Regions from separate parts of the Homo sapiens genome. Here region 1 is linked to region 2. The links are chromatin contacts, found by Hi-C in ENCODE. All regions are on one chromosome and are shown on one strand. The core of a region is the stretch at or near the end of the contact, and the rest is flanking DNA. Distances in the headings are between cores, read along the strand shown.

Evidence for each region. Hi-C counts contacts between places; a loop is a spot of excess contacts on that map. Pooled maps may share reads with other maps.
Region 1: a loop to region 2 is called in a map of gastrocnemius medialis, with 3 times the contacts of the local background. The contact joins the promoter of NUDT12 here to the enhancer-like site in region 2. A Hi-C loop is called at or near these places in 2 of 168 maps with a recorded cell type or tissue (PC-3 and gastrocnemius medialis) and 2 of 50 pooled maps.

The regions. Positions count from the first base shown.
Region 1 is chr5:103,558,866-103,564,354 of GRCh38, forward strand. NUDT12 (nudix hydrolase 12) reads right to left here and starts at 3,924. Exons shown (of 7, transcript NM_031438.4): 1 at 3,838-3,924; 2 at 1,178-1,389; 3 at 14-603. The coding sequence starts at 1,383. RefSeq lists enhancers at 3,164-3,696, 3,697-4,227.
Region 2 is chr5:103,467,292-103,472,775 of GRCh38, forward strand. It overlaps the pseudogene PDZPH1P. Among named protein-coding and RNA genes, the nearest start is that of LINC02115, 72 kb to the right of the region's middle. Within about 2 kb of position 2,465, at least 3 of the 41 ENCODE cell types and tissues checked have a DNase peak (open chromatin) inside an H3K27ac peak, as active enhancers do; they include PC-3, where a contact is called at or near this core.

The DNA of each region.
Region 1 (5,489 bases), core at 2,674-5,173, 93 kb after region 2:
ATTCATTTCTTACCAGCTTCTTTTTCTTTCAATTGCAGAAGGGCTGGCATAGGAGGATGAAGAAAGTAACAATTTTCATGTCTTTGCTTGAATTCTTCAGCAGCAATAGGATCTATACCTAGAGCAAACCAGGCAACCAATCCATCTTCCTCCTCTCTCGGGACTTCACCAGCATAATTAAGTAGTTTGTCTTTTATTTCAAGTTCTACTCCAAGAAAAATCAAGGTGATCTTCTCAGGCTGGGCCAAATAATCCTTTATATCTGTGTAGTTCAGCTGACAAAGCCTAACTTCTGGCTGTTGGAAACTTTCTTTATTGCCACCTAGAGTAACCAAGGGATTTAAATCTGAGAAAAGAATAAAAACTGTGGCTGGATGGCTTTCTTTAGCTAGCAGCCAGTCAGAATTATTTCTCTTTTCACTTTTCCGGTCCAGTAGTGTTTTGCTAAAATAATTTTCACATTCTTCCACTTCATTCGTTAGGAACCAAGGCTTCTTCCCACCTTTAGCAGTAGCTAGTAAATTAGCTATATGCTTATAACCCCAAAATACAGCAATGTCCAGTGCAGTCTGCCTTGATTTATTGACAATTGATCTGTCACACCTATAGATGGAAGAAAAAATTGGGGAGAAAAAGTAAAATAGGAAGTAAACACTTTCTCCGTATTTATTTCACTAAAATATTTCCAGATACATATTAAAGTCCTTCTTTTTAATGATTACATAGATTTTTTTTCTTTTGTTACATAGTTTACTATTGGGAAGGTTAAAAGAACAATCATAAATGACAAAAAGTTAAGAGACAGTGGATACTTACACTTTCTGGATAATTACTCACAAAATAAAACAGTATTAAGCTTTATGCACTATAAAGAGATACCAAAATTCTACAAGAAGTCCTTGGTAGTCATAGTGAGATCTGCATTTTCTATTTGGGAGGAAAATTTATAATTAGACTCCTCATAAATTTGCTTTGCTATAAAGAAATAATTTCTCAATGAAAAAGGTTACAAAGTTTTAAGTTAGAAAAATTGTGCTACATTTTTACATAAATTAGCCAATGAGTTATTTAGTAGTTCAACAATATAAATATGGAAACAAGCAAAATTTTAAAGTAAATATGTAACAAAGAAATTAAACCACAAACCCTTTCAGGTGGTACAGCCTAAAATGTTTACCCTTTCTCAAGCAGAAATTGGACTATCTCTGGGTGCCCATTCCTTGCCGCATACATTAAAGCAGTCCAGCCATTTTCAGAAGTTTCATTGAGAAGAGATGGAGAATGACTGAGTATTCCTGTTAACTTGGCAATATCTCCTTCAGCAGCTGAACAGTGAAACTGAGTAACTATTTCTTGCTTCAGACTTCTTTTTACAGAAGACATTTCTTCCTTAAAAGAAGGAAAATCAGGGGAAAAAGCTTATTTGCAACTGCTTTTTTATCAATGAACAATATTGATAAATAGCAATAGAATAATAGCAATGGTTTCCAAGGCAACATACTATTCAACAGGCAATCCTTAAACAGCATACATTTCAATTTCAAAATGTTATCAGTTTAGAATTATAAAATGCAACGCAATTTATATGCCCATGGGAGTTACACAAAATAATGAATAAAGAGCTCTGACAGTACAGACGAGGGGGCCATATCCTTGGGAGGGGGAACCAGGTAACATATTACATAAGGAGGAGGTATTTAGGGTAGACCAGAGGGGACTTCACGATGGGTGGGGACATGAGGGGGAGAGCATTAAAACAGATGGAAGTAAAGGCAGAGACTTTATAAGTTTCACAGGAAAACAGTTTATTGTTTGACCTTGCACAATTAATTCTGTAATCCATCTAGGATCTATTTTTGTTCATGGCATGAGGTAGGGGTCAAGATACTTTTTTACCCAATGCATAATCCATATTACTCCGTATTATTCTTGAAATTACCATCTTTGTCCTACTACACTGAGACAAATATTGTCACAAATCAGATGATCATATATTTTTGGTTCTATTATTGGACAGTTCTGTTGGTCACTTTGTTGTCCTTGAATCAGAGCAGCTTTTAAAACTCATTAACTTTATCTGCTTTGTCACCTTTTTGTTTCGGTGGGGTAAACCCTGAAATAATTGTTCCATACCTCTTAAATATTGCCTAATCATGGACTGCAGATGATAGAGCACACACTGAGCTTTTTTTGTCTTTTTTTTTTTTTGGCGGCGGGGGATGGTGAAAATGGTTCATGATTCAACTGTCTGTGAACTTCTCAAAGTATTTTTTTTTAAGGTATAATTCTTCTTTCTATGAAATGCTATTAAGAAAAGATTTGGGATTCTAACAACATTTCTATCATTCTAAGCAATAAGATTTTTAAGCTAAAAAGACAGAAAGGTTATAGCCCATAGTTTTTGATAGCTGCTGTCTCCTGGGTTCTGAAAGGGCGATCTGGCTGATGAATTGCATAGCAGGAATAGTATGAACAAAATTTAGGGAAAACAAGGAGTAAAGATTAATTGTCTCATTTTGGAGCTGTTCACCTTTCCTATTTGTGTCTTTCTGCTACTTATAAATAGGTTAAAACTGCTCACAGTCATGGAAACACTTGGATGAAACCTAACAGTGGAAATCTGTTTAGAAATTAAATTACCAGAAGTAATATCTACATGACAGAATAATTTTTGATTTATTCTAGAATTTACTTCGCTGTTCCTTTCATATTGAAATTTCTACATACGTTAAAAATACTATGCATAACAAAAGCTACAAATTTTCAGGACTTTATTTTGAAGCACTGCTGTACAGCTCCTGTACTGATCTCCCTTCCAAATTGTCTTTCTCTTAAGTTTATTTTCCAAAAACCCATATTATAGTTTTTTCAGCTAGGTTTAGTTTGAATAATATTTCACTGTCTCATGTTCTGGGGTCACCGTCACTCCCTCACATTCTCACAGGCCGCGCCAGGTAACTGCAAAATTGTCCTTCAAAAATACAGCGTCATTCACTACCTCCAGGGCAATGCTTATGCATATGCTATTCTGTGGAGATGGGAAGTGGAAAGTGTACACTTTTCCCTCTAGCTTTCTCAGCAGAAAAGCCATCTAGAAATAGTACCATTATTCATTCCAGAGAAGCACATAAAGTCTAACACCCAATTCTACTGTTTGATTTACTTTTTCAATTCTCATTGACAGGTTATAGAAGGTAAAGATTTGAAGGCAGAATAAAGTGCTGCCCTTGTTTTCCAAGAAGCTCAAGGACTATTCCGAGAAATCATTTAAAAGAATATTAGATGTAAAGGGACATAAATTTTTAACAAACCAACATCCACTTTTACTGACATGTAACCCGGGGCCCATGACTTCCGCATGCTCACACAGACCGAATGGGACAGGACAGGACCTTAAATATCGCTCTGTCACTGAAATCACTGACCATCAATTAACGAATTTCATCCACTCCCTGGGCACTCAAGACCAATTAAGTGCCACCCGTGCACGGTCTCTGAAAATGGTAAAATGCCTTAAGATATTTTACTTTCTTGCCACTACTGTGAGATTCCTTCTTTCGAGGTGAAATCACACCCTAAGTAGCGCTTCCTTTTCCCCATCTCAGCTTGGGCAGGAAACTCTACGACCTCAGTACCGCCGCACCTCCGCCCTGTCGCGGGAGCCCCTGCAAATGCGTCCGTGGCTCCCGCGCCTGCGCCCACCAAACCACTACGAGGCTCCGCCACACAACTCAGCAGGGCCACGCAGGGCAGCGCGGGAACCAAAGAGCCCAGGGAAGTGGTCACCGCCCCCAGAGGAGGCAATGAGACGACTAACTCCCCACTGCTTCTACTAACCCAAAGGTGACCACAGTAGAGGCAACCAGGATGCAGTCCAAAGATTGGGATATCCCACTCGCTTTTCCTGGAGCCGGATGCAGTCTTCCCGACTTCCGGTGGAGATCCGGGGGTGGGGGGGGGGCGGGAGGGGGGCCCCCGCGGTTTTATGGGAGATGTAGTTTGAAGCCCACAGGTTGTGCGCAAGGGAGAAGGGGTGGAGATTGGGGGTGGAAGTGTTTGGGAGCCGGCGCGGGAGAGATCGCGGTCTAAAGGATTGGAGCTGAATGAAGGGCTGAAAATCCTTCTCCTGAGACTGTGATGTGTAGATAGAACGTGGTGCAGGCGATCGGAAAACTGTAGGCCTAAGGAAACGATTTTAAATTTTCCAGCGTCTCCCACCCAACTCCTAGCCCTCTCTCCAATACAGTCCAATGCAATTGAGTGCTCAAAGCATTCTTTCCTGTTAAATAATCCTGGACTATTGACTAGACCAAGTCACTCTTAAACGAGATATTCGGCCTCTGTAACACCTTAATCATTCACCCCATGGGAAAACTGGTATCATATACTGACGCCTAACTTATTCAGTAGTCCTTTAAAAAGTATGTATCAAGCGCGCAAAACACCTCCTTGGGTTGTGAGGTGTAAATAGGATAATGTATCCAAAGCTCTTAGGATGTTGTGAAGTGCAGAGTGGGCACCCACAACAAAATTATTGTCGTTATTTTTTATTTCAGTTCCTGTGCTTTTATGCTCCAAAACCTACAGAAGTTATGAGTCCGAGATTACAAAACTAGGTGTTGGCGGTCTTCTAACTTCCAGACCAGGGCTTTTTCCTTTACTAAACTCTCTCCTTGGTAATCAGCAACAGCTACAGGGGTCTCTTACAATTGATCACTGTTTCCCACCCAGATTTTACCCTTGGAAGCTCCTTCTCACTGTGAAGCTGTATGCACCAGTTGACATTGATCATGAGGGCTTCTAACGCCCTGTGCTGCTGTTTTTTTTTTTTTTTTCTTTTTTTTAGATGGGTTCTCACTCTGTCACCCAGGCTGGAGTGCAGTAGTGCGATCTTGGCTCACTGCAACCTCCGCCTCCCGGGGTTTCAAGTGATTCTCCTGCCTCAGTCTCCCGAGTAGCTGGGATTACAGGTGTGCGCCACCAGGCCCAGCTAATTTTTGTATTTTTAGTAGAGACAGGTTTTTGCCATGTTGGCCAGGCTGGTCTGGAACTCCTGACCTCAGGTGATCCATCCGCCTTGGCCTCCCAAAGTGCTGGGATTACAGGCGCGAGCCACTGCACCCGGCCGCCCTATGCTTCTTTATGTGACTAGTTGTTTTCAGCCTTTAATGATTTCAGTGACCAGACAGGTGGTCAGAAAGGATTAGTTACTTCACTTGGAGTACCCAATCTTTGCATTCAAACATATGTTAGATTAGTATAGTGAACCCTCGTGTATTAATGATCCAGAGTCAACAACTATTAATATATAGTTCTCCCAGTTGTTAGGATTGTTTTGAAGTAAATTCCAGACCCCATATTGTTTTGATGACAAATATTTAAGAGTAAACTTTTTGGAAATATGTATTATATCTAAAATATAAGGGCTTTGAAAAACAACACAACTTCAATATCCCTAGTATTACAAATTTAACAATAATTCTGTAATA
Region 2 (5,484 bases), core at 1,215-3,714:
TCACTTTCACCATTATTGCAATGTTAGTGCCTTGTTAAGTGGATTAAGAAATTATATTACCTTATGTTTTTAAAATCCCTACAATACTTTCTACTGATATGGGACAGTGATCACAAAAATGTTTTGCACAACACAGAGGTCTGATGGGTATGTTACAGGAATGTCAAACTTAAAGATGAATCACACACACATTGCTTTCTTTAATAATAATAATAATAATAAACAATCAAACCTCACCTACCAAGTTTGCTGACCTTTTTCTGCGATAACAAGTAGCTATCCATAGTGTGCTACAGAGCAGACAGCTGAAAAAATAAGGAGACTTATATGCCCCTTCCAGGTAAAGGTCACATTTTAATAATGGATGAGAAAGGAACTGCTTTTGAAAGAAATTCATGTTATAAAAAAAAGTATTTTGGGAATATTTCAATCATTAATAATTTAGTTGGCATAAATAGTGGGTTTCACCTATAAAAACATATTTCTACACACTTAAAGAGCTTGAAATTCTCAAATGTTTCAAATAACATATTCTGAATCCATTTCTCAGAAATAGTAAAACGTACCACTGCTTGGTTAGTTTGCTTGAATGAATGGACATCAGAGAAGATGGAAATTTAGTAGCCAAATTTAAATGACAAAAATGTGTTTAATTGGTGGATGGTATTAAAAAATGAGTACCACGATTTAGGAAGTGTAGCCAATAAAGCACTTCCATGTGGATGCCTGCATCTTTGGAAACTGTTTAGTTATGATAGCTATTAAAACTATGTAGGAAAAGAAACTAAATTCTGAACCAAGCCTTTAAATTCCTGCCTGGCAAAATGTTAAAGATGTAAAAAGTAATGAGATGTTTAATCAGTTGGTTTCAATTACAATATTTTTAGAATGAGAGACAATATGAAGGGTTTTTTGAACTTCTAATAACGTTTTAAATGCTTTATTTCATCTTTTAAAATTTATATTTTTGTGTAAATTTAGTAATACCAATATATATTAGACTAGCATATGAATGTAATTTATAAATAAAGTGCCATATATTGGGGATGCAGGCTAAAAATTTTCTGAAAGATATATATGTAATAAACAACCTCAGGGATCACTGGACTGGACTCCCCACTCTTAAACAATTAAACTGGGGAGATGGGATACACCTTTCAATTCTTTCTTAAAAAACTTTTCCAAAAAAAGAATGTTTAGAAAAATACTACCATTTATTATTTGTATTTAAAAAAGAAAAGACAATTTGATCCCAGAAAATTAGGAAGGATGTAATTGCAAAAGAAAGAATACACGATTGAACTGAAAATAATATGCTTATGAACAACTTAATACAATGCCCTTAATTATTTTTATTCTTATTTTTGCTGTGGACTCTTTGAATATCATCATGGAAGAGTATTGATCTGCACACCTAATTCTATTTTCTCTTTTCCAAATGTAATAAGGCAAGTTCCTTTTCTTTTCTTTCCTTTTTACTCTGCCATTAGTTATCCTAACACTGTATGCATTGTGACCTATTCTATGACAGTCATGCTCCATCTCCCTGGGCACAGGGCACCATAAGCCTCCCTCTCCCCTCCTGATCCTGACCCCTGCACCTCTCACCCCAAAGCCCCTCTGATACTATTGCTATTGAAACAGTGACTTCATGGTTGCCAGAGAGTGAGCATTTTCTCATATCCCATTTTACTTTTGCTTCCTGGATTCTTTTGGCCCACTCTAACCTTTTGACATTTTTGGTCATACATGAATATCCATTTGGCTCCTCTTCCCTTAGTATATATTTGTCCCCCGACACAACTACTTTTTCAAATTATGAAAGTCATTTGAATTCTAAGCCTACCTTTTGTGATACTAAATATCCTTGCATCTGTGGCTGTAATCTTAATGATCAAACTTCACCTTCTATTTTCTTGGTTATTACTGAAAATGTGAAGTTACAGATTTTCAGAAATAACGCCTCAAAACCTCACTGATGTATCTGCTTCCAATAATGTGAAAGAATACTGGTAGAAAATTTTGTGTACATTTTCTTAGCTAATTATTTGTTCATTAGTCATTTGATGTCTATGTTAAAAGTAAAAAAAAGACCTAAAAAAAAAACCACATTGAAATCTCCACAAAGTTCTGCAGTACTCATAGTTGCATAGTATTTTTCCTTAATCACCAAAGCCATCTCTTAGTCATGGGAAATGAAGTAAATCGGAAGGCACCTTCATGAAAACAAAATTTTTCTAGTTTTCCTCACACTGTCAACAAAGAGAATATTTATTGTGCTTTCATTTTCAGTGTATGGCCTAAGTCTGTGCCCTTTGAAAAGTTATATAACATAGGTTATCCTTTTATGCACATGTGTCAATATTCTCAACAGTGGAGCAGTTAGGGTTAACCCTAGGCAGAGTTCATCGTTGGTGCACTCCCTGTTCCCCGAAATACTACATTTCCATTCTTTATTCAACCATTTCTTTCATGTATCTCTCCCCACATTACTGGATGGTCAAGGTGCCACACACAGCATTAGTTCTTATCAGGAAATTCCTCTTTTACCTCCTCCTCCCACCTATAAGGAAGTGAATTGATGGAGAGTTGGCATTCACCTTTGAAAGTTATTGGCTTCTAGTATACAGCAACAACAAATGGACTTAGATCCAGGAAGAGTACCACATTTTATTTGTCATGGAACTCCCCAGGAAAAAATTTAGAACAAAATGGATATTGAGATTGTGCTTAGTTACAGAAGCAATGATATTCTGAAGGTGTTTCCAAGAGGGGTCATACAATAGAAGTTTTTTTTAAAAAAAAAAAAAGGAGAAAAGGAAAAACAAGGGAAAAAGTGAAACCAGCAAGAGGTGGCAAGTGAGGGGATACTTTTCCTTCCCGGGTCTTTGAGTGATGAACAAAGCAAGGCTGTCTTCAGGACTGCGTGACGGGGGTATTATCTCTCCTGGCATAGACCTAGACTTGGAGATGGTCAGAAAATTATGAGCTCAGCCACTGTCTCAAATGATGACCTGGACTTCTACAAGGCTTCTTGGTGGTTGGTAGTCTAGAGATTTCAGGATTATAAAGCAAACCAATTATATTAAAATACCATTACCTAACATTAAGGGAAAATTTGTGATATGGTAGCATCTGCTTTTTTTTTTTTTTTTGAGATGGAGTCTCGCTCTGTTACCTAGGCTGGAGTGCAGTGGTGCGATCTCAGCTCACTACAACCTCCACCTCCCGGGTTCAAGTGATTCTCCTGCCTCAGCCTCCCGAGTAGTTGGGACTACAGGCACCCACCACCATGCCTGGCAAATTTTTGTATTTTTTTTTTTTTTAGTAGAGGCAGGGTTTCACCATATTGGCCAGACTGGTCTTGCTCTCCTGACCTTGTGATCCGCCTGCCTCAGCCTCCCAAAGTGCTGGGATTATAGGTGTGAGCCACCGTGCCCAGCCACATCTGCTTCTTTAGTAGTATATTAAACAATAGGATCAAGTAATGGGACTGGGCGCTACCTTAATTTTGCAATAGTGATGAATATAAACTATGTGGTTCAGTATATGAATAACTGTAGTATAAAATATCTGCAATTCCTGTTATTAAACATTTGGCAGAACAGCCAACTTTATGGTGGTTTGCTGCCTATTTTATAATTAAAGAAAAGTTTAGGTTTCAGTTGAATATTAGTGATAAAGAGAGAATATTTCTCCCTATCCAACTGAAAGAAACTTTTAATACTATACCCTAAGGGGTATTTGGACCCCAGGTTAAGAACCTCCATATCTACAGGCTGAAGTGTTTGGTGAAAAACCGTAAAGGAGGGTGTCTACAGTGGTATGAGGATTCAAGACTGGTAAAAGGAGCACAGGATAGCAGGAAGACGTTTAGATTAGGAGATTCACAACTAAGATATTTCTGAGATAAATTTTCTTAATTCTTAGCACCATCACCCAAATTCAGCCTCTTACCTCTTGTCCGAATTAATACAATGCCTCCTGACTGATCTTACAACCCAAGCTCCCAGCACCACCATGCAGTCCTAAAGAATAGCTTTATTTATGTTTCAGTTATGCTTCTGTGTTCAAAAATCACTCAGTGCATCTTCATTGCCCCCTAAATAAAGTACAACTCTTAAGTCTGAATGTAGAGTTCTTTATTATTTGGCTTTGGTGTACCTTTCTAGTCTAAGTCTCCATTAGTCTTCTCCACATATCCCATGATACAATCAAACTGGCCCACTTTTGGCTCCCTAATTGGATCCCAACACCCTCCTGTGTAGCCTTTCATCAGGCTTTTGCTTCCATCTGGAATTCTCTTCCCCACATTACATGTGCAGAAATCCTACCCATGTTAAAAGTTTAAGTTCAACAGCCACCCATTATGAGAGCAGAAATTTTGTTTCATTCAACTTGGTTTCTAGAATAACGATTAGCTGTATCCCTTACATATAAAAGATGGTCAATAAGAACATTTTAAATGAACAAGAAGGTTAAACATGGGATCTTGGGGAAATCTCAAGATTAGAAATTGGTGAATTTAAGATGGAATTCAAGGTAGCATATTTCAGCAGCATGTGTGAAAGACTGGAAGGAGTCCTACCATTTAGAAGAATAGGGAGTTAGCCAGTAATGAATTGGAGCTCTTGTATCACTTTATTTGGATATGTTTTTATTTTATTTGGCTTCATTTCTTTATTTTGTTTTTATTCTCAATATCTTCTCAATGATGAAAAGGAGGAGAAGGTGGTGATGCTATAAGAAAGGGGCCCTGCATATTGGTGCCAGCCGATTCCACCATGGTGGTATGAATATCAGCAGTCCTACATGTGCCATGGTGGTTTGCTGCACCTATTGACCCGTCCTCTAAGTTCCCACCCCTCCCCTCACATACATCCATGTAACAAACCTGCATGTTCTGCACATGTATCCCGGAACTTAAAATGCAATAAAATAAAATAAATGAAATCATACAAAGAAAAAGAATATCAGTAGTCAGGTGGGAGGTGTACAGAATATCCTTTACAGTGAGAGTATTTTTTTAAAAGGTTCCTTCCTATATAAACTCAGACTTTTCCTTTCTTAAATGTTGCCTGCCTTTAACTTACACGAGATTCTGGATAGAAATTCTCATGCTAACCAACTCCAGCTTTCCAGTTCCCATAGTACCCATTACAGAACAATGCAATCTCAAGGCTGCTGATGATATCAGATCTGATGAATTCTCTGTTCTCTATAAATTATTCAAAGCAATTTCAGCTTACCAGAAATGAATTTCCCTTTCTATGCAAAAGGCAAGTTTTGGTCATTTTCACCTTAAAATAACCTAATGATACTCAAGAGTAAATAGATGGATACAGAATATTTCTCAAGAAATTTGTCCTGTGAAGGCTAAACTGACCTATATACATATCTCTTTGCCAGATTCAAATGCAACTTGATATCTGTTAGATTAAAGAACTGGGGAGAATTAATATTAAGTTGACCTTGAGCTCTCTC